2 separate regions of the Homo sapiens genome follow, and region 1 is linked to region 2. Evidence: chromatin loops called from intact Hi-C (ENCODE). Cell type or tissue: endothelial cell of umbilical vein. All regions are shown on one strand. Each heading gives the region's core, and the rest is flanking DNA. Links, peaks and the distances in the headings are about the cores only. Region 1 overlaps ZNF462 (zinc finger protein 462). Region 2 overlaps ZNF462 (zinc finger protein 462).

Evidence for each region. Hi-C counts contacts between places; a loop is a spot of excess contacts. Peaks named below come from ENCODE experiments on the same cell type or tissue, not always from the same donor. Only the 100,000 strongest peaks of a DNase experiment are listed, where the experiment ranks them.
Region 1: it touches region 2 in a loop (6-fold over the local background); 2 of 110 quality-filtered maps call a loop at or near these places.

Annotation. Positions count from the first base shown.
Region 1 is chr9:106,887,016-106,898,870 of GRCh38, forward strand. The region is part of intron 1 of ZNF462 (zinc finger protein 462); the gene reads left to right. Among named protein-coding and RNA genes, the nearest start is that of ZNF462, 30 kb to the left of the region's middle. RefSeq lists an enhancer at 5,511-6,010. In endothelial cell of umbilical vein, for the core only: no CTCF peak of the experiment used is centred there; DNase peaks (open chromatin) are centred at 5,846 and 6,276; H3K27ac peaks cover 1,768 bases.
Region 2 is chr9:106,956,560-106,968,414 of GRCh38, forward strand. All of the region lies in intron 7 of ZNF462 (zinc finger protein 462), which reads left to right. Among named protein-coding and RNA genes, the nearest start is that of ZNF462, 99 kb to the left of the region's middle. In endothelial cell of umbilical vein, for the core only: no CTCF peak of the experiment used is centred there; a DNase peak (open chromatin) is centred at 6,252; H3K27ac peaks cover 2,226 bases.

The DNA of each region.
Region 1 (11,855 bases), core at 1,900-9,899, 69 kb before region 2:
TTCTCCCTTGGTGTTCATGAAGACATCCTATTTCCAAATGTTTTCAAACAAAAAAGAGAATATTTAGTCAAGGGCAGAGAATCTCATTCAGAATAGCTTGTCCAGGTGATTTATCCAGGGTAACTAAGTTGTTGAGTAGCAGTTTGAACGAATGATAAGGTTTTCACCATAAGTTTTATAACCTATCATGAAGAGCTGTCTTTCTGCATTGTTGGTATTGTCTAACCCTGATAAGGCTGAGGAGTCATTCATCTGTTTCACCACCACCTTCTAACATGTTGTTCTTACATGTTATCCACAGCTGGCTTTTCCTTGCCTACATCCTCCTAGGCCATCTACTAAATCCTCTCCCTCCGTAAATGGAAGTATAAAAACAGTTTCACAAAGGTCATAATTTGCCCAGGATAATACAGAGCCCAACTGGAACCTTGGTTCCCTGACCATCAGTATTCCAAGATACTTCCTGACAGGTTTCCTACTTATTACAATAAAACTAGAAGGAACCTTTGAGGTTATTTTTTTAATGTTATCTTATAGCCAGAGAAGTCGAATCCAAGAATATTTAAGGGACTTGCTCAAGGTAACGAAGTTGTTTAGTAGCACAAACACCCTCTGGATCTTGAAAGCTAAACCCACATTGTATATACATCTATTTCTTTCCTTTCTCTCCTTTACTTTAATGAGACAAATGAACTGTTTATTGTTGAATTCACAGGGGTCATGATTGCGTTGCAACATACTAGAATCTCTAGATTTCAAATAGAATGATGAAACTGTGATTAAAAAGGACTTTTTGGGTTATCGTTACATAGTTTATGTAGTACATTTAGAAAGAAAGACTGATAATAAATTTTCTCGTAACACGACCCTCACAAGTGTAATTTTGGAACCCTTTCTACTTCCAAAGACAAGCTGTTGTGAAGATGAATGTGGGAGATAAATGTGCCTGGCAGTCTAAAGCATGCCATGAATTCGTGGTTGTCTAGCCCAGTGCTAGGTACATGATAGCTGTTCTGTAAATGTGGATTTTTTTTTTTTTTTTTTGAGACGGAGTCTCCCTCTGTCGCTCAGGCTGGAGTGCAGTGGCGCGATCTCGGCTCACTGCAAGCTCCGCCTCCCGGGTTCACGCCGTTCTCCCGCCTCAGCCTCCCCAGTAGCTGGGACTACAGGCGCCCGCCACCGCGCCCGGCTAATTTTTTGTATTTTTAGTAGAGACAGGGTTTCACCGTGTTAGCCAGGATGGTCTCGATCTCCTGACCTCGTGATCCGCCCACCTCGGCCTCCCAAAGTGCTGGGATTACAGGCGTGAGCCACCGCGCCCGGCCAAATGTGGATTTAGATCTACCACCAGAGCTCTGTCATGGTTATCTTTTTATGTACGAACTGACAATACTTTGCCCTGAATAGGGTTAGTGTTTGGCAGGGAGGAAGCTATGTTTCACTGGTAGAGCAGTCTGTTAACGTCTAATTTGAGATGAATGCTATTGATAACAGCATAGAAAAAGCTACTGTCATTTCCAATTCAGTTGCATCCATTTGCCCATCTTGGCCAGTTTGGAAAACATAACTGGGGCTCTTTTTTGGCGTCTTCAGTATCAGATAGCTCCGTATATGCAGTGCCACTGTGGTCTGTTGCCATTGGCTACTCCACATCTGTCACTCTTCCCACCGTATTAGCTAATAATGAGAGAGAGTTAACCTAGATTTCTAAGATCCTGGTGTTCAAAAGTGTTGACTCTTGGACCTCTTGAGGAAGTAGGCAAGGTGGGCCACCTTGGAGCTTTTATCCTCTGCTGGAATATTTCCTTTTGAAGTGCCACCATTTATAGAATCATCAATTACAAACCTTTCCCATGTTCCTTCTGGAACCTCAATCTAACCTTGAGCCTTTGTTTTTGGAAGATAATGGTACAATTTCTACACAAAACTGGGAACAAACTACTTTTAATTCCTTTTCCTCTTAGTTGTTTCAGCAGAATGATCCCCTTTCACTTTAACAGAAAGATTCTCTTTCTAGCTTAAAATATTCTGGATATGCTTTAACTTGCCTTGGGGTCATAGCACACATCTCCCAGGACTGATGAGTCTTGTCAGTTGCCCCAGGGTGAGAACTTTAATAAGCAAATTGCACACACCTGGTTTTGCAAAATATTGGCCTAATGGGGCACCTAGGTGGAAGTCAGTAAGTATGTCCACTCCCTATGTACACACCCTTCCTCCCCACCCCTTTTAAAAGGGAGGCCTCAGAAATGCTACCTCCCCATTTATCTTGTAAAACTTTCCTGTCTCTCCTTCGCTGTGCTCGGGTAGCTCAGAGGGTTGTGATCGTTAACGAGCTCAGGGTGTTACTGTCACTGCTGCTGTCTTGTGGATTTGAAAGTAATGCCGTGATGGGATGTGGTATAGGTACGGGGGAGTCTGGTTAAAAGGGAACAGGGCTGGAGAACTCTCTTTGTCAGACTGTGATTCCCCCTGCTCTGCTCTTTGATTTGTGGCTGCCATTGGTGTTTACACAGCCTTTCCCCGCTCACACTTTCCTTGGTTAGTTGAAAAGAAACAGCCTGTTTTCCTGTTACTGAATGCTGGACCGTGGGCTTACTTGTTTTTTACTCTTTTTCATTCATTTGTTCATTCATTTAAATACTTACTGAGCATTTGACTGCTTCCCAGGCTTTGTGCTAAATGTTGGCTCTACAGAAATGAAAGACCTAGACCCTGCCTTTCAGAGGCTCATAATCTAGTATTTACATCTCCAGTTGTCAACAGGTCTAACACATTACCACCACCACTAGAAGTGGTGCGTTTTAATGCATTTTATTTGGCTTATGTACTATCTTTATTTGCTGACGATCAACTCCCCCAAATAAAGCTATTTGGATATCTTTCTTGTTATCCATTCTTTCAGACATATTGGCTTACCCAGGTGATTAGAGTGCAGGGTAACTGCCTTAAGAAGCTACAGTGGCATTGATACTTACACATATCCAGGCCAACTAATAGGTGTGACCATTTCTTTGTTTTATGCTCTAGTGTAGAGCTTGACTCCACCTTACTTTCCGGCTGCCATCCAGTTAACATACCCACAGGATTCTTAGACTAGGCATACATCATTGTATATATTCTGCCTAAAAGTTTGTAAAATCTAGTGGTGGCATTTAGCTCTTTTGGCAATAAAAACTATATGTGAGAATTTCGTGGCCTTGACTGAGCTGTGTATGGCCTCACTCTTCAATTCTGTTGTCAGCCTATGTTCCACAATCATTTGTGTGTGTGGACCTCAAGAATTTCAGTCAACCCGGCAACACATGCAGTGCCCCTTCCGGGAACACTGGTGATCTTCTGGTCTCTTGGTTTGGAGTTAATTAAACATTGTCGGGAGAATTCCTTCATTTCCTTCTGGAGTCCTTTTTGGGCATACAAAAATCTAGCACTTGAAGCCACTTAATCAAATATCATATCCACACACCTGCAGTTCTTTCTCTGTGTCCACAAACATGGTTTTACACTTGGATGATGTAGTTAGGCTCAACTCCATTTGTAGTGAGAAACATTTGAAGCTTGTCCCCACTCAACAATGATGATGCACTTAGGCTTACCTTCGTAATATGGGTAAATGTCTCAGGTTAGCCAAATGTACCTAGGGTCAGAGGGCATATGCTCTGATATGGAATTTTGGAGGTCATTCCCTGCCTTTGTCCTCTGCTCTAAGGCTCATGTCACTCGCATCATGCTGTGACATGAAACAATATTGCATCGTAGGGAGTGCATAGTAGACTATGTTGTTCAATTATCATGAGATTACCACATACTCTTGCCTGGAATCTTGCCAGCAATAGTGAACAAAGAGATGACCCAAGCAACTTTCTCACTTTTATTCTTGAAGACTAAATGGCATCCTTAAAATCTGATGGTTTTCTTTGTACCTTTCTGGTTGAGTAAAGAATAAGATAGTCTTTTTCTTTTTTGGAAAAATCGTATGGCTAGTACAGGAAATCAAGGAGATTTTTAGCTAATTTAGTAAAAAAGTCAGAGGTGGAACAGAAAATACACCGGCTGAAAAAGGAGATGATTGATTTCTAGGAAATGGGAGATTGTTTGGTATATTTACAGTAATGAAGAAGAGTTCTTCCTGGAACAAAAGTACTGAATAAATAACAACAAGAGACAAAAAAGAAAAATGCATTTCCCTGGTACACAAACCTTGAAGCTCATGCTTTTTGCCATTAGGAATTCTGAACATGTCTTGAATTCTTAGACTTTCTTGATTTTTAAAATCTAATATTTAATTCCAAAATAATTTTTATTCATGTCTGCGTTTTCTTTGTTTTCCCCCTGAGTTATCTGTGTCCTCTGAAAGTTTAAAAACAAGTGATTTTTTTTTCTCATCTTGTTGGCGGAGACATACAATAGGCTGCCTCTCCCCTTCTCTGTGGAAAGAATGGAAACATAGTAAGTGGCCAGAGGAGCTCCATACGGATTGACATTCCTTGCTTCTGCTTTTGAAGTTAAGATGGTCACGAGAGAGAAAAATATTTTTGGTTCCAAGCCTAAGAAAAGGACATTCCTTTTAGTCTTGGCATTCTTGTTTTCATGGTGTTGATTTCTCTTTGAATTATCATTAGTACCATTAATAAATCACATCTGAACGTGAAATCACTTTTGCAAGTTCTTCCCCTCTCCACACCCTTGATTATAGAAAAGGTGACGTTTCTTGATATTTATCTGAAGTAGCTTAGAGTATGTTTTCCTGGCTTTTTGTTCCCCCCTCTGGATGGGTTCCCATTGTTGATCAAGCATATTCAAGAGAGTTTTTTCCCAAGAGTCCTGAGAGACCCATCCATGCATTCTATTCTGTTAAACAAGGAAAATAATAATAATAATGTTTAGCTTTCACCTTGCTTTAGAGAGAGAAATCTCAGAAGAACCATTTTCCTTTCAGGAGGATTGGGGTTCTTAGGTTAAATTCCATATTATACAAATTCCCTAATGACAAATAACCTATGCAATCAACAATCTTTCTTTTAAATGTATTTCTCTATTGAAAGAGCAGGGGATTCCATTTGAGGCTGTTGATTAAGACATGAAGACTAGGTCTAAAATTGGTGGTGGCCCAAGGTCATTGGTAGAACTAATGGACCATTTGAAAATTATTAGCAGCTGGTTTAATAGAGTTTTAATAACTACAGCTGTGAGAAAATCCAAGTACAAGGTATTTGGAATGTTCCCTCTGAGGTCCTTTCCTTTTGTTCTATAATAATCCTGGCATCCATTTAACGAAAGTGCAACTCAGAAGATTAGGTAGCTATATACGTAAGCATATCATGCAGGCTTTATTTGCTTTAGGTTTTTACCATTAAAAATATTTTTAGGCATCATCAAACTTGTCACACAACCTGCACATCCCCATGCCCCACTCAATAACACCACAATCTCAGGGTCTCACAGTGTTGGAGAATTTCCATGGCTCATCTAAGAGTTCTTCTCACTTAACATTTTTTATTGAAAATTTTTACCGTATCTAAGGATTTGTGGGGTTCAATTTGCCAAACTCCAAGGCAGTGGAAAAGAAGACAACTGCATCAAGTCAGTTTCTGGTTTTATATAGTTTAACAGAAGAATAATTTGCTTAGATCTTCGCCTTCATATTTGGAGGCATATACTCACACACACACACATGCACACACACACGCACACACACACACACACACACATGTTATGCATAGATGAATAATATTTAGTCTGCAAAGAAATAGGCCTGTTTCCTCCGTCATCTGTACCTTGCTAACCCAGAGACTTGACATGGAGGAGGAATGCAGAGAGCCTTTCACCCTTAATGGATTCCACAGCTGTGAGTCACCCTGGCCCCAGGCTTCTCGCCTTTGCCTCATCCCATTCCTGCTCTCACAGTCAGAGGTCTGGATCTCCAGTTACTGACTTTGGAACTAGGGGGAAGATGACACAGGTGACATAAAACAAGAGCCCCCTTCTATATCTCAGAGCAAATTCCTGAAATATACTACCAAAACATAAAAGTGTGGACGTCAACTTTAGACAAATCCTTGCCTTACATTGATTTGCAGAGCTCTTTAGAAATCAGACCATGGCTTTCAGTATACATTATATAAATGTGTTCTTCACAACACGATGCCAAGAAGCAGATGTGCTCTCTGAGACCCACAGAGGTCAAGCAACTTCCCCAAAATCATAGCTGGTTGATTGCCAGGACAGAGACCCAAACCTTGTCTTCTGACCAGCCCTTTCCAGTACACCATGGATGACTCACCCACAAATGACAAATGCTTTGTAGTCTTTTAAAGGAAGTTGGGGATATTCAGGGGACATCCTCTAACCTTGTGAGAATGTATCATCATGGAAGGAAATCACCATCCTTTTCATAGAGTAGTCCTTGGAGTCAGTTGCTGAGATGGCTTGCTATGGCTTTTGCAGGATGGATTTTAGTGATGATAAAGGACATGGTAAATATTTGGTAATATAACAAATGCCCATGGAACTTGTAAACAGTACTATCATAATTGTTTCCATTTGTCTTAACCGCACTCGAAGCGATATCTCCTAACTCATCCCCAAACTAATATGTCGAAAGCAACAGGCTCTGATGGAGAGGGAAAGGGGTAATGCTAACAGTACTCAGGAGACGGCAGGAACTATATTTTCTAAGAGTCAGATTCCCTGCTATTTCTGTTGTCTCATTTAATCCTCACTATATTGTTGTGCAGTGGATGTAATTTTATTGTTATTTCTATTTAGCATATGAGAAAACAGAGGCTTTAGACAGGTTAAGTAACTTGCACACTTGTACTACGTGGTAGGTGTCAAAAAACTGGGATGTGAACGCAGGTCAGTTGCGCTCTATGCATTGTGAAGTGCTGCCTACAAACCTCTTTGAGATTATTGAGAAATGTGATCCTGACATTTCTGGAGGACTAGAGAAGTCCATGAAAATATATGGCTAGGAATTACTGGCAACAGACTATGTGCAAACTGACTTTTAGTATTTCCTCATTTAATCCTTGTTATAATCCTATGAAATAGTACCATCTTTACACTTTCTACAGTGAGGAAATGGAAGCAGAGAGAGGTTATACAACTTGCCAAGCAAGATCTGACCATTGTTAATTGATAAAGACTGGATTTAAACCGGTAGGTGGGCTGCAAGCCCATGCTCCTCACTGCCATACTGGGTGCTGCTAGGCCGAGGTTCAAAACAACCCTTGTTGGCTGAAGGTTTTTTTGAGCTGGCTCAGCTCTGGGGTTGGTGCATTCTGTAAATGATCAGTTTGACAGTGTAGGTAGTAGAGACATGCTGCTTTAAGAAAGAACTTTGTATCTCTATTACAGAGAGAAGATATAAAGATATTAGTTCAGTCTTCCATAACACGATATAACAGACTTTTCATTTTTATGCGGGAGGGATCTCTAACTCTTTAGTCTTTATCTTAAGGAAAATGTAAAGGTATTACAGGGTTGTAAGCATGACAACAGATGTGATTAGATTAGCTTTTTAAATCTCTCACTCCAGATGTTCAGCTGCATTAGGTAACTACCTCAAGGTGAGTACCAATGAAAACTCTTAAATAAGTACTTTGTTCAAAGGAATCCTTCAAGGTTTTCTAGGTCTGTGCTGTCCAGTGTGGTAGCCCTGAGCCACAGGTGGCTGTTGAGCACTTGAAACAGTGAAACAGCCCTTGAAACAGTGCCTGATCCAAATGGATATGGTGCTGTAAGTCTAAAATAAACTGAATTTTGAAGCTTATTAGAAAAAAAGGATGAAATATCTCATTAGTAAGTTTTATATTGATAAATATTGTAAGTTTTCTATTGATAAATATAAAAATATTAAGATAATATTTTTGGATATATTAGGCTATGTGGACTGTGTTATTGAAGTTAACTACACTTGTTTCTAGCTGCTAGAAAATTTAAAATTACATACATGGCTGGCATGATTTTTTAATCTGACGCTGCTGGTCTAGGTAATTTCCTTGCTCTCTAGTTAAATAGGAAATTTATGGGAATACCATTAGCATAGGTTGATGCACTGCTTCTGAGTACCCTTTGTTTAAACTATTCCAACCTAAGGTCTGTTGCTTCTTGGATAATATTCCATACCTTTATTGGCACTGTTCTTTTAAAATTCAGTTAAAAGTATCATTTTCCATTTATTACCAAAGAGTAGACTGTTCTTGACATATGTTAGAAAAAATTGAGCTTAGACCACAGCTCATTAGTTAACTCTGGATGGGTCAGAAAGTGGTGACCTGGTTATTAGACAGAGTGCACCAAGCATTAGCTTCTGCCCGTGCTCCCTTCTAAATATCATGTAGGCTTGACCCCTCCTCTTCATCCCCAGTGCGTCGTCTGGCCCAGGCTTCCTTTATCTCTTCCCTGGACCATCTCAGCAGCTGCTTAGCAGCCTGTTTCCCACCATCCTCTTCACCTCTAGGAGTCCCTCATGATGCTAGCAAAATAATCTTGATAGGGCACAGCTTTCGTTATATCACATTGCCCTGATTAAGGATGATAAGAGATCCCTGTTTCTGTCCGAATGAAGGGAGGGAGGGAAGGCTCTGACATTTGAAACTGGATAGATCTTACGTTATTTAATCCCTATGAAATGGATATTTTTTAGTCCCATTATACAGGTCAGGAAGTTGGAGGTCCTGTTGTCTTTCTTTGCTAAAACCTATGTTAGTTCTAGTGACCTGTGCTGATTGCTAGCTTTCAAGAACATTCATGGAAACAAAAACTTGGAACTCCTGTAATGCCATCTTTTTGGGGGTGGGAATATGTATTGGGTTCTTCTTTCTTACATATGTTCATGGAATTATTCATAGACAAACCATTCAGTCTGGTTATGATGTTCACCTCCCCTCTACATCCTGGTTTTATTTACTTATGAGAAGAAATGCAATGCAAAAAAAACAAGAACATTCATTATCTAACCCGCCCTTTCTAGCCTTAAATCATGTCCTTTTCTTTCCCAATGGTCTAATCATAACTGCCCTCTCCATCTCTTTACTTGGAAACTGTACCATAACAATCTATGCCTTATTATAGAGTGTTTGGAATTCTTCATTGTCTGATTTTTTTAATGTTAGTCTCATCCCAACTATATTTTTAACTTCCATGAGAAAGAACATGCCTTATACCAGCCTTCTGTCCCCCTCATTGTTTTTGTTTTTCTCTCACGTCTAGAACCATACTAGCTACGTAGTAGGCACTCAAATGTTTAGTTAGTGGATGGTGCTGGCATGTGGCAGCTGGTCAATAAATATTTGTTTTTGGCTCAATCGAAAATGATTTTTTTAAAAAATGAGGGCAGAGAGCTTCAGATCAATGATTCCCTCTTCACCAGTCTAGATGTGAGGTAGAGTGGACCTTAGCAATGACAGGACACTTCTAAGCCAGACTCAACCTCATGGCGTCTCAGATTTCCCACCTAATCTCGGTTGCAGGATGAGGTGGTCATGGCTAGTAGTCCATATAGCTCCAGAAGGTAATGGGTTATATTGCTTCTAATATTTCCTGGAGTGACATTTAAGATGTTTATTTGTGTTTGGGGGATAGAAGGTAAAGTATATAATCCCCTGAGGACAGAACCTGTGTCCTCCTTAGGGCCTCCTAGAACGAAATTGAACATTAGATCAGTGAGGTCGACTGATTGATGAAATATTTTGTTCAAATATGTGTTTCTGCTAAACCTTGCTGTCTCTTGTATAGGATACACCTGCTCCTGTCTGAAGTTTATGAAGACAGATCACAAGGCATTGACATTTGGTCCACTTGCTAATAGGCAGTTAATGTTCTGTGGTCAGTCTTGGCTGTGCCTCTTTTCTTCACGTGCCAACATTATTTTGTGGATTCATATTAAGTATTTAAACACCAAAGTGATCACACACCCACACATTCCCTAAAATGTGGGCTGACTTGTTGGCCAACCATTCATGAACCTGGGGATTTTTTGAGAGAAACTATTTAATTTGTTTTCTGATTTCTCTGAAAACATTTAAACAAACAGACAAAAATTCCAACTTGTGAAACCCACATACTAATAAAAATCACACAAACATTATAGAAGTTGGAATTCAGAAAAAGTAAAACTTCTTTTCAACCTCCCTTTCAGAGAAAACTTCACCAGTAAAAGTTTAGGGTATATGGCTTCTGGTCATTTTTCTATATTTATATATTTGCATCATATTATTATTATCAGTATTTGAGTAGAAACAGATTATGTATTATGTTTTGCAACTTATTTTTTCACTTAACTATAAACATGAAAGAACACTTCCCCTAAGAATTCCCTTAGTACAGGTTTTGGTATGCAGGAAAAAGAACTAGATGCCTGGGGTTCTTAGCTTTGGTGACAAGATAACTTTGTCTACACTGTTGAACTTTTGCCATCAGTGACCTCATTCTACTTTAATATGTCGATCTTTGAAGACTTACTTTTTTTTTTTAGTAATTCCATGGAAATAAACTATTTGGAGACCAGTTCTTTTCAGTTGTGATGCTTCTCATCCCCTAAATACACCAGTCTTCTGGAATGTAGTAATGTTTTATGAGTAAAAATTATGTTTTGTAAGGGCACTCCTCTTTGTCTGAAGTTCATTGCCAGAGGCAGGGACAGAATAAGGAGCACAGTAATATAATATGCACAAGGATATGAGAAAAGGAAGACAAAGGTAGAAGTATCCTTAAGTTTGAAAATGCCAGATCTGCTAGACAGTCTTAAGACAAGGATGGCATTGAGATTAGGGAAGGAGAATAGAGAGGGAAAGAGGCCAGCAGCAGGGCCCTGCTGATCCATGGATTCGCCTCCAGCCACAAGCCAGTCCCTAGCTCATGGCCATATGGGACTGAGGCTAAAGCCGTGCTCTAATTCTGATCCTCAGCTTCTCCACCAGCCCTCTCCCTCCCCCTACAAACATACAGCCTTGCAGTTCCTCAGCATTAGCAAATGTGTAATTCCTTATTTCGTCAGTGCTAAGTTGCACTTTTCCCCACATTTATACATTTCTCAAAAGGGATGCATGTTATCATCAGTTTATATTTAATGTGCATGGAGTCCTCTCTTGAAACTTTGTTATTAAACTAAGTCTTATAATAACATTTGGAGGAAGAACTCCAAATAGAGGAAGAACAATGTATGGGTTCTGGACTCTGCCTGGAGATGGGTTTGAACAGAACAGAACACAGTCCCTGCTTTCAAGAAACTCACAATGCGCTGTGGGGAAAGAGACAACTAAGTGGATGGTGCTGTGTGAAAATGTTTGGGAGATTCAGGGGTCCCTAGGAAGGGTCTACCCCAGCCTTGAGGTGCCAGGAAAGGCCTTCTAGAGAAAGTGGTACTCAATTGGGTATGATTTTGTGCTAACCCTTCTGGAGGTGGAGGGGGGGTCATTTGGTAGTGTCTCCAGAGAGACAGTTGAAGCACTGTTGGTTGTCACTACTGGGGATGAGGGAAGATGCTACCAGCATCTAGTGGGGATGTCAGGGATACTGCTAAATATCCTACAATGCCCAGGACAGCCTCTCACAATAATTATCAGGCTTCAAATGGGAATAGCACCCCGAGTTTGAGAAACCCTCCTGTAAGTTGAGATTGAGGGATGAATACAAATTGGTGGTGCTGGGGGAGGAGGTCAGGGTGGAGAGAGTCATAGGTGTCCAGGAAAGGGAGTTATTTGGAGGAAGAGTTTGCCATGATGGAGAATGGTACAGAAACAATGGTTTTGTATGGTTTAGAAGCAAAAGTATCCTATTATTGCTCCTAAGAAGGTTGTTGCTGACCATGATGAATTTGGTTTAGCAGAATCAGAGTTACAAAAGCCAGA
Region 2 (11,855 bases), core at 1,266-9,265:
GGAGCTTTGAAGCCAGTTATTAACTTCCCCTTAGCTGTGAAAGTCCTAGATGGAATCTTCTTCCAATAAAAGTCTGTGGGGCCTACATTGAAAATCTGTTGCTTAGTGGAGCCAGCTTCATCCCTTCTCTTAGCTATATCTTCTGGATAATCTGCTGCAGCTTCTACGTCAGCACTTGCTGCTTCACCTTGCACTTTTCTGCTTTGAAGACAGCTTCTTTTCTGAAACCTTATAAACCAACCTCTGCTAGCTTCAGACATTTCTTCTCCAGCTCTGTCACCTCTCTTAGCCTTCATAGAATTGAAGATAATGAGGGCCTTGCTTTGGATTAGGCTTTGGCTTAAGAGAATGTCGTGGCTGATTTGATCTTCTATCCAGGCTACTACAACTTTCTCCATAATCAGCAATAAGGATGTTTTGTTTTCTTATTATTCATGTGTTCACTGGAGTAGCACTTTTAATTTTCCTCAAGAACTTTTCCTTTGCATTCACAACTTGACTAACTGTTTGGCACAAGAGGCCTGGTTTTCATCGTGTCTCAGCTTTCAGCATGCCTTCCTCACTAAGCTTAATCATTCCTAGCTTTTGATTTAAGGCGAGAGACGTGTGACTTTTTCTTTCACTTGAACACTTAGAGGCCATTCTACTAGGGTTAGTCATTGGCCTAATTTCAATATTGTCGTGGCTCAGGGAATAGGGAGGTCCAAGGAGAGGGAAGCAGATGGGGGAAATGGCTGGTCGGTAGAGCAGTCAGAACACACACATTTATTGATTAAGTTTGCATCTTACATAGGCATGGTTCATGACACCACAAAACAGTTAAAATATTAACATCAAAGATCACACATCACCGTAACAGAAATTATAATAACATTTGAAATATTACAGAATATTGCATGACACGGACACAGGAAATGAGTACCTGTTGCTGGAAAAATGGTGTCAATAGACTTATTCAAGTTAAACCTTCAACTTGGAAAAAATGTAATATTTTGTAGTGCAATAAAGCATATGCCTGTATAGTACATATAATATATATCATGAGTAATCCAACCATTTATAAAAAGCTAAGACATCCAGAAGAATATTGCATCACTTTGCAAAATAATATTTTGATCACAGTGTTGTCTAAATGAATCTAAGAAATATGTATTAAGCGTCTGAGTTGACAAATGGATGTTAAAACTAAGAGTAAAATGCAGATCTAGAAATATTTTGGATGTTGCTGAGAGTGTGTATTCAGGAAATAGAGCAAAGGGTGGCTGATGATTACACACTGTGGTTTGCAGCACATGGATAAAGCACTTGGTCACCTGTTCTACATTATTATTAATTTTTGCACATGAAGGGTTGGTAGGGAGCAGAGAAGGTAGCCTACTAAGTTCCTTTCTTTCCTTCCCATAGGTAGAGCCATAGTCCATTTGAGATGTGAATGTACTGAGTTCAATAGAAACAGTTAGATGAACAGTTCAGATGAACAATTCTAACCTGCTAGTAAAATCCCGAGAAGAAAAGATGGTGTTTTCTACTTAACAAAACAAAATGTGGAATCGTGGGGTGCTGATGATATTCCATCATCACTAGGGAATGTGCTGCCAGTTGGTTTTTCTCACAGTGGGAATGCATTTCTACCAAGCCTCCTTTCCCATCTGAGAGGTCAGGACTGTGGGTACAATTTACAGACACAGTAAAGGTAAAACTGGGAGGCCACTATCTCACCTGCTCCCTGCTTAAAGCCCTTCCGTGGCTGTCTACGTTGCCTTCAGAATAAATTCTGAGCTTAGCATGGAAAGCTGTTCATTGGGCCCTGCATTTCTCACTGGGATCATTCCTCACCACTTCTTCCCTTGCACTGTAGCTACACTGAATACCCTGTCTTTAAAAGGGTCCTACTATCTCACACTTTAGCCCTTGCTATTCCTTCTTCCTGGAATCCCTTTCTCCACTTATTTTCTCTTCAAATTATTTTGTAGATCTATAGTGGGAAGAAAGCACCTCTCAGCACAGAGCCTAAGATTTCTCAAAATGAGTAGTAAGCAAACACCCCTAAAGAGTAACCCATACTTAGCTGTGCCAGAAGTTCCTAAGGAAGCTGAGATGCCCTTATCAATCATGAAATAAAATCCAAACATCCATGCACACTAAGAAATTCGCGATAACATTCCTCGTGGGTAGCAGGGAGAACCAGACAGTCAACCAATACATCCACTGTAGATGACGTGGCAAGAAGTGCTATCAAGAGAAAGAAAGCCATGGTGAAGGGTAGAAAGGATGGGAGTTGGAGTGTCAGGTAAGGTGGTTGGGGAGGGCATCATTGATGACAGGAATGATTGAGGCCAAGCCTATCAATTGGATGCCAAGAACCTTGCTCAAAGCTGCAGGTAATCTTGAAGAATATTGAAAAGGAAATAGACCCCAGAATCATTGCCAGGAAAGCCTGTCCAGTTTGGGAATTGAATTTGCCCTGAGATGACTTTTTGAAGCAAGTTGATTTGTGACCATTCCATGTGCATTGTTAACTAACAAAATAGGAGTGAATCATTCTGTCTGTGGTATTACTCAGGTTGAGCCCTGCCTTTGAGCTGAATCCAAGTCCCACAATCAATCCCCTCCCCACTCAGCCATCTCCCCCTACAAAATCACTGGACAAGTTGCTGCCATAAGTAGCAGTGCATTTGGCTGTGCCAGAACTGGTCAGTCAAAAAGTAGCCTCCAAGCAGCTACTATGTGCCTAGAGCTGGGATGAATACTACATATTTTACAGCTGTGTCAGAGATCCCTGTTCCACTTGATTCTGCAGTCCAGTAAAGGAGTCCAAATGCTTCCATCCATAGAACACACTCCATAAACACTTACTTGGTGCAGAATTGATATAATGCAGACTTCATTGCTGTGGAACTGAGGCCCTTGGAAGCACTCACTATGTGCCAGTCACTGGACTTCACACATTGGTCTTATATAATCTCCAGAGCACCCTATGAAGTTGCCAATGTTATCTTCTCCACTTGACAAATGAGGACACAGAGGTGTGTTGGGTTAAAAGTTGCTGCAGACCTAGAAGGAGGCTCCTCAACATACTCTGGGAGCTGAAAAGTTGTCTGTTTTCCAGTTGTTGCTGGGTTTTGCCATCTATATAATGGGAAGTAATAATTCTCATAAGGTCATGGTGAAGGGCAACAAGAGACTTTACAAAAAACATCTGACACAGATGCTAGACAGAGCTGGCTAAGACAGTGAAAGGTGAACCTGGATCTCACTACCTGATCCCTCCAGCTTCTTGGAAATTTAATACCCTACACCTGAATCCAGCATCACTGGGCAGCATTTCTGTGGGGTGAGTTTGGAGTGGGTGGAGGAGCTATCCTAAGGGAACAACCTACTGCTTTAACGGTGATTAAAAATATAGCTTAACCTAGAGCGAGGATTTTCTTACACTGCATGGAAATAGGTGAAAATAAAAGAAAAAAAGGGTTAAGAAACCCACTGGGTTTGTTGGCTCAGAGACTCCCGCTCGGGGACAATTTTAGAAGAGCTCTGTGCTTTGAAATGTGGCTGCTCATTCTTGTTCTTGATCAACCATAGCCTTTCTCACCTGATTTCCGTGTAGCATCACTTAGAGCTCTACGTGTATCTAAATATATATATGCTTATACCCAGATGTGCTCTTTCCTCTTGATTATCGAATCTTTTAAGAAATCTCCACAGTTGTTCCCTCCGGGCTCTCACAGCACTGTTCATAGCAAGCCATCAATTGTGACCAACTCCTTGAAGTCAGTAGGCATCTTCCCTCCAGTCAGGTCTTGAGGAGGAAGCACTGTGGCCTTGCCCACGGCCTGTGAGCTCTAAATACCATCTGAGGTTGCTCACAAGCTCTCTACGGTTGAGGCCAAGTCATTTATATAAAGAGGCTTTTGTGCTCAACACTTTTTGTTGGATTTTTTCAGTGTGGTAAAGACATCTATATGATCTAAACGAACAGCAGGAAACCTTACTTCCTCATCACACAATTCAAAAGAGTCACAGGTGAATTATGCATTCGGTATTGTGAGAGCTTCTCAATTAACAATGGCAGATGCCACCCAGAGTTTCCTCCAAAAAACATTAGAAAAAGGATCCTTCACCACACATTCATTTCCCTACAAGTTTCCTGCCTGTTTCAAGGAGGGTTTTTAAGAACACACACTTTGAATTACAAATATCATTTAATGAAGAAGGAATAGCTACAGTGGCAGAAAAAACAAACACACACATTTTTGGGACTGGGCATTCAGGATCCCCAAGTTATGCTTCTGTTTCTTCATTGGTTACCTGGGCAACATAAACCCATATCTGCTTTTCTGAGCCACTACAAGTCTTTAGGCAAAATGGATAGTCTGTATGCTACATATCTGGGATGAGTGCATTTCTAATGGAGGAAAATAGGTAAAACAGTGTATACAGTGAAAATATAGTTCTAAACACCTGAAGGTAATCCATGAATACCTTCTCACAGATTGCAAAGGGCTCTATTTGTATGGTCTCAGGTGTTGATTGTTTATCAAAAAGCTATGATGTATTTAAATACATGGTACCCATTACACCTGAGCATCTCACAAACATCGATGCCTACTGATGGGTGAAAAAAATGAGGGATAGAGAGCTGCATACTGAATAATCTCAAGTGGCTTCCAGATGTGCTGATAGCATGTGTTTTGAGTTTTGGCTTATAGCTGATTTAGGGGCAAGACTAGAAATTAATGCCTTTGGTTTCTTGAGACAGCCATGGATTCTGAATTACATTGCATTCAAGTTCTTAAATGTTCAGAAGCCATTGTCCGTGTAATTAAAAAAGACCCAGGCTTATTTCAGCAAACATGGTTCAGTGTTTCAGTGGGAAGACTCTTAAACCTCAGTATCCAAAGAGAGAGTAGCATTTGGTCAGTTGCATTTTCTTTTTAAATCTGGGTTTTCCAGAACAGTATTTTCAGTTTGTACTCTTTTTTTTTTTGGATGTTTGTAGCATGTTTGTTGAGCACTTGCTTTAGGCCAGCCACTGGACTAAGTTCTGGGGTACATCGACTTAAAACAATTATAGATAGATGGATGGATGCACACATGGATACATGAATGGATAGATGGATGGATGGCCTAATTTCAAAGAGATCATAGTCTGGTAGGGGTAAAATAAATTAACCTTAATACAGCATGATATGTAGTAGTAGGGGAGTCTAAGGGGGGAATTTAATATGTGTATCTAGAAGGGTCAAGGAAAATCTTCGTGGTGATGGCAGATTTGGACTGAGTTCAGTTTTGAAAGATGAGTAAGAGTTTGTCAGACTGAAAAGTATAAGAAGGATATTGCAAGAATATACAACAATGCAGGGGGAAAAGGCATAAAAAGTGAATATTAGAAGCCTTGTATGTGACTGGCATTAAGCACAGCATGGAAACAGTGTGGGCAAGGGAGTGAGGATCGGCCTGGAAAGATGAAGGAGAGTGTGAGCCCCATGGTTCAGAGTTTGGGCTTTTTTCTGTAAGAAAGTGAGTGTCATGATCACATTTGCATTTTAGAAAAGAAAGGAATCATAGGGGGAGAAGAAACTGGAAAATGGAATGCCAGTTAGGAACATGTTGCAGTAGAAGTTCACACAGCAACCACGAGGGCCTGAACAAAAGCCATGGCAGTGGGCTAGTGAGTGGATCACAGAGATAGAGTTTCTCAGGAGGCTGAACCAACAGAGCTTTTGACTCATTGAATGTGTGGAATGAAAGAGAGAAATGAATCAAGGATTTATTCTGATTTCATTGACTGGGTGAATGAATGGTGATGTCATTGACAAAAAATATAGAAAGACAAATGAATATGTTCCCAAGTATACGATCTAGTGAATTGAAAAGTCCAGGAATCCTCCTTGGCCTCAGGTCAGACCTGCCTGGATTCCTCAAAAATATAAAGAAAAAACATGAGGCTTCACACAAAATAAGGTCTTTGAGAAACCTTTTCAGTGAATGTAAGTATGATGGGAAACTAGATCTCAAAAAAGAGAAAGCTTGCCCATTTTTTGCCATGTTTGTATCATTTTGCAGGCTAATATTTTGTTTTGTTTTGTTTTCTCAATCTATTCCCTGATCATATTTCAAGGTTTTGTTTTTACTCATCAGAATGACAGGAAGTTTTCAGTGTGTGTTTCCTTCAAGTTTGGCCTCAACCTTATTTTCAGGATTAGGCGTTTGTTTTTCCGTTTGCCTCCATGACAACGGAGTCCAGAATTCCTATATATAGTCATCCAGCATCCATTGTCCCCCTGGCCATTGTATCATAATCTTGTGCGTCCAGGCCAGAGAGCTCCACTGATGACAGTAGACAAGGAGGTGCCAGAGTCCTTGGCCTGGAGATTTTCAAGGCATAATCAAAAGAAGGAAATAAAATAATGTGACTGCCTTTAGAGGCGTATGTTCCCCCTTAGACACTATGGAATGGAAATGGTTTGTATTCTAAAGCTTAGTTTCGAATATAATTTTCTTTTGGAATAGCCCATAGATAAAGAACATTTTTGAGGCTCTTCAGAGGAAATACTTGGAAAGTTGCATTGGTGATTTGTGGTTTTTATTGTTTCTCTGGATACCAAATTCTGCTCAGTGTTAACAGCACTTGAGAAACAGGTATTTTGAGAATGGGAATTAAATCAAGGTACAAAGGAATTCGGATAGAACCGAGAACAATTTTTTAAATCAGCAGACTTCTTGAGTCTGAGAATCATCTTGATAGCTCTGTGTTACACACTGTTTTAATAACTTAAAACAATATATATGTATCTGGACTTAACAAAGTTGTCCACAAGTTTAATCCAGGAAACATTTTCTTAAGTACCTTTCCAGGCACTTCTAAGCAATTGAGATACATCAGCGAAAAAGACAGCATGAACCCTTGCTCCTGTGGAGCTGACATTACCTGCTTGGTTGTCATTTCAGATTGACAGGAACAATGCCTTGTGTGCCTGTATAGCACGGCTGTCCACAAATTCAATCTAATGGATATTTTCTTAAGTACCATCATTAAGTATTTATGGTGATAATTAAAGTTTATGAAGTTTGTAAGGAACCTAACAGATGATCTTGTCTAAAGGCACCTAAAAAAATTACTGCAGTAAAAACCATATAACATGGGAATTTACCCTCTTAACAAATTTCTAAGTATATAGGATAGTATTGTTAACTGTATACACATTGTTATACAGCAGATCTCTAGAACTCTTTCATCTTACACGACTGAAACTCTATATCCATAGAACAACAACTCTCCACTTCCTTCTACCCACAGCCCCTGGCAACCACCATTCTACTGTCTGTCTGTATGGGTTTGACTGCTCTAGGTGCCTCATGGAAGTGGCATCGTGCAGTATTTGTCCCTCTGTGACTGGCTTTAGCATATAACAAGATTTCCTTCTTTTTTAAGGCTAAATAATATTCGTGTGTGTGTGTGTGTGTGTGTGTGTGTGTGTGTTATACACCACATTTTCTCTCATTCACATGTTGATGAACACTTAGGTTGCTTCTACCTCCTGGCTATTGTAACTAATGCTGTAGTGAACATGGGAGTACATATCTCTTCAAGATCTTAATTTCAGTTCTTTTGGATAAATATCCAGTAGTGGGATTGCTTGATCATACGATAGTTCTGTTTTTAATTTTTTGAGGAAATTCTATGCTATTTTCCGTGAGACTGTACCATTTTGCATTCCAAACAGCAGCACACAAGGGTTCCAGTTTCTCCACAGCCTTGCCAGCACTTACTTTCTTTTTTTGATAATCACCATCCTAACTAGGGAATCCTTTTCAAAATGCCTTAAGCATTTTAATTTCATTTAAAATGTAAATACATGTATTCACCAGTATTGTGATACAGGGTAAAGCCTATGTATTTGAATCTCGTTCCTTTGATTGAAGTTCCCTGTTTTCTCCCTTGTGTAAACCACACTCACCTACACTGCGTTGTGTGTTACTTCCAGTTTCCATTTCTTTGAAGTGGAATGAGAACTTAGACATTTGTGAAACAGTCTTAGAGCAGAGTCCTTCTAGATTTTTATGTTCTCAATCTTTTATAGTTGGTCTTGCCAAAATGTAACTTAACAGTAATTTTTTTTTAGCAACTTGACTTTATCAAGTCTTTTCAAAGCATTCAACATAGCTTTCATAGAAATAACACTTTTATACCTATATTTTATCTTATAGAATATTAATTAAATTGAATGAGCTCAGTAGCAAATATAACTGGTACAAAAAAGTTTTAGGAGCAAATGAAACTGATGATTCTTGTTAGCATTAGGTCCAGTGCTAGAAGCAGAAATGGATGGACCTGCTAAAGGATGGTGTACAGCATCAGCCTAGATACCACTGTTGCCATGGTTCTTCTTTGGTTAGAATGTTTTAAGGTCAGAGACATTGATCTAGCCAAGTTTGCTTAAGGAGGACTTGTAAATGTAATATGAGGTATAATGAGATCAGGGCAAGAATCACAATGTGTATGTATTGGCAAAGCATAGAGGAAAGCAAAGAGTTCTGTTCGGATTGCTGGGAAAAATCTTCACAGAGGGTGTGACATTTCAGCTGAGTTTTGAAGGATGGGTAAGAATTTGCCAGGGAAAAAGAAGAGAAAGCACACTGGTGGCGTTGATTAAGGATCCCCAAGGATGCAATACGTAGAATTTGCAAGAAATTGGAAGCTAGCTGGAAGTGAGGCTGGAGACATGGGCTGAGACGAGACTGAAGAGCTTTACTCTTGAGCAATAGGGCACACTCATATCATAATCATATATGAGTAATGATATGTATGCTGGCTGAACTGGAATTGATCTTAGAAGAAGAAACACCAGGTAGGAGACTTCAAGAGTTGCCCATATGTAATAGGAGGACCTCAATGAACAAGGGGTAGGGAAGGCAGGACTGAGGAGGAAAATGAATGGAGGCAGGTCATGAGGCATGTCTCTGATGCGTTATACCTGTTTAAATGTGCTGCCACAGGGAAGGGAGAAATCTGAACCTTTGAAGGAAGAATCTCACAATTTGAGCTCAAACAAAGTGGTGGGCCATTTACCAACATTCAGAACGCAGAAGGAGATGTTTAGGGAAAGATGGTGTCAGTTCTCAATGTGGTGAGTTTCAGGAGTCCATCAGACACAAAGCTTGAATAGTCTTTCAGCTTTAGATGAAGACTCAGATGATCACAAAGCTCATTAGGTTTCCCATTGCAGAATTCTGTTTCTGGTCACTACAGATTCCTGGATCACTGTCGCATACATGAAAATACTGAAACTATTTTTGTCCTTTGCCTAAGTTTATTAGCAGTTGTATAATAGAAGTTGCATGGCATCCCAAAAGTTTCCTGGCTATTAAATAAAGTACATTTTTAGCTGCCCTCTTACCTTTGTTTGTGTACCTTTCTCAAATTTTCTTCACTAGAAATAATGGTCTATACGTCTAGCTTATTTGGGTTCTCCCTCAACCTCCTCACTTTGGGCATTTACAATATCTTAAGTTATCCACAGATAATATTCTGTTTCTAATGGCCCATGCTACCAACCATTAGTTGCTAAATAGTCTGCTTTTCAGAAGAAAATTACAATCCATGTATTATTTTGAACTTCCTATGCTATTTTAGAACTTGGCGATTTTAAATTGTCCCTTACACAACCTACCCCACCCTCTGATGTACATGTTTTTCTGTTCAGACTCATCATTTCTTTACCCTAGGGAAATTAAGTCATTTTTTTTCATTGTGATAATAATGTAGTTGTTGAATTTCTGTTTAGTTTCTCCAAAATGTACGACTTAAGGTGGAGGTGTAGTGAGTTGAACGTTTAGGTAGCTGCGTGTCTAGTGTTGATTTCATTAATTAGCACACTAATTAATACTAGTTATATTTATTAATGGACACTCATAGTTCTCTTGACATCCCCTCTCCATCTCTCTCACTCCCACATTCTGTGAGGCACAAAGTGCTGCTGATTTTTCCTTCCTTCCCCTGCCTGTTTATAAATACCTCTATTAAAACATTTTGTTTGCATTGTATCACGATCAATTATTTACATCTTTGTCTGAGAAAGTGAGTTGCTTGAGGTCAAGGCTCAAGTCTTACTGTCCCAGAACAGGGTCTCCTATTTACTTAAATGCTCAGTAAATATTTGCTGAATGAATGGGTGTAATTGAATCATTTGCCCCTTGGCCACCTCTAAAATTTGCTTGCCTAAAATTCCTTGTCTTTTATTTTTTCTTGGTACTTGATTCACACTGACCAACAAGCCTGTCTTCCAAGTCTGCACAAAAATCTAGCTCAAATATAATTAAATGTACTCGCTGGCACCAAGGTACTTCTGTTCCCTTTCACCTTCACTCATATTCTCTATGCAGGGCTGCAGAAAATTGAGAATTGATCCTCTGGTATAGCTTCCTCTTTGTATCACTTAGAGCATGCAAGGGGGCTGTCCTCTGCGGCTCCTACAATTTGCTGCCCAATTGACTCTTATTCTTCCTTGTGTCTTCCTTAAACTTACAATAGCTGAACTCTCCTGTTACTGTTCATTTGTTCTCTTTGCCTCTTTTATTCCTTCAATCAGTGGAGTAAGTTTACTAGACATGGAGAGGCCTGTATTTTCATAAGTCAACTGCTCAACTGTCTCCCCTAATAAATATGAGTTTCTAGAAGGCATCTCTCATGTCTTCTTTGACTTTGGATCCCCAGAGCCAGCACGTGACCTGGCACTAGCACAATGTTAACTAAATGTTGTGGAATTGGAACTGTGAATACTCAAGAAAGTCTCATTCTCTCAGGCTTATGGTCCATTTATTTGTCGTTTGCCTTTATAAAGTCAAATTTCTTGTGATTGTTTCATTTTTTTCTCTAAGTTTTGGAGAAAAAAAGGAAAAAAATCAAAACAACTCAAACTGTTATTCTAGAGAGCTGGAATTAGCAAAAAAAAAAGTCCAATTTCTCCAGGAACATGAAAAATGAGAGGGTTAGGACATCCCATTTAGAATTCAGCCCTTACCTGGTTTGAAATCCTGAGCTGTTCAAGAGCCACGAAAAAGCACCCATCTCTCATTTGCATTTGTGTATCTTTCTTTTCCCAGCCAAACCCCACTTGAGGAATGTTAGAGTGTTATTATTTGAGGACAATTTATCAAGCATCTAACTAAAGCATGACATTTAGACAGATAGGTTTCCAGTTCTGGGTATTTGCAGGGCTTATCTTCACAACATGCTTCTAGAAATGTCTCCTGTGTGGTCCCTTATTTTGTTTATATAAGCATTTTGAAATTTCAGATATTCTTTCTCTTTTTGAGTCTTGCTTTATTTTTTTTCATAATGCTTCAAAATGTTAGTGTTTTCTTCCCTATTCATTTTAGTGTTATTTTCTGTCTATTCTATTATCATTTGCATCTGTTCTAATGTTATTTTCTTAACTATTTCAACCTTTCTATCACTTTCTCTCTTTCCTCTCTACTATGTGTTTATTGCTGAAGCAACGTTCATGTTCTTTTTGGCTCCTCTGATTTGTATCACAGAACCCTAGAGGTCACCATTGAGAACAGATGCCTAAGACACAAGACTCAGACTTTATAATCAGACAGGTCTTTGTTCAAATCCTACCTCTGCTTCTTCGTGTCTATGTGACCCGTCATCCTCAGCTTCAGCTACCTCACTGGTAAAATTGAGATGTAAACCCAATTAGACCGCACACCATAGTTGTGAGAATTAATTGCTGGCTTCTGAATAAATTCTAAATCCTATAGGCACTGTGACCATCATTGCTAAAATTCTAATTTGATCCTGATTTTAATTCATTTCTTATGATAGCTTACAAACTGGAGAACTCCAT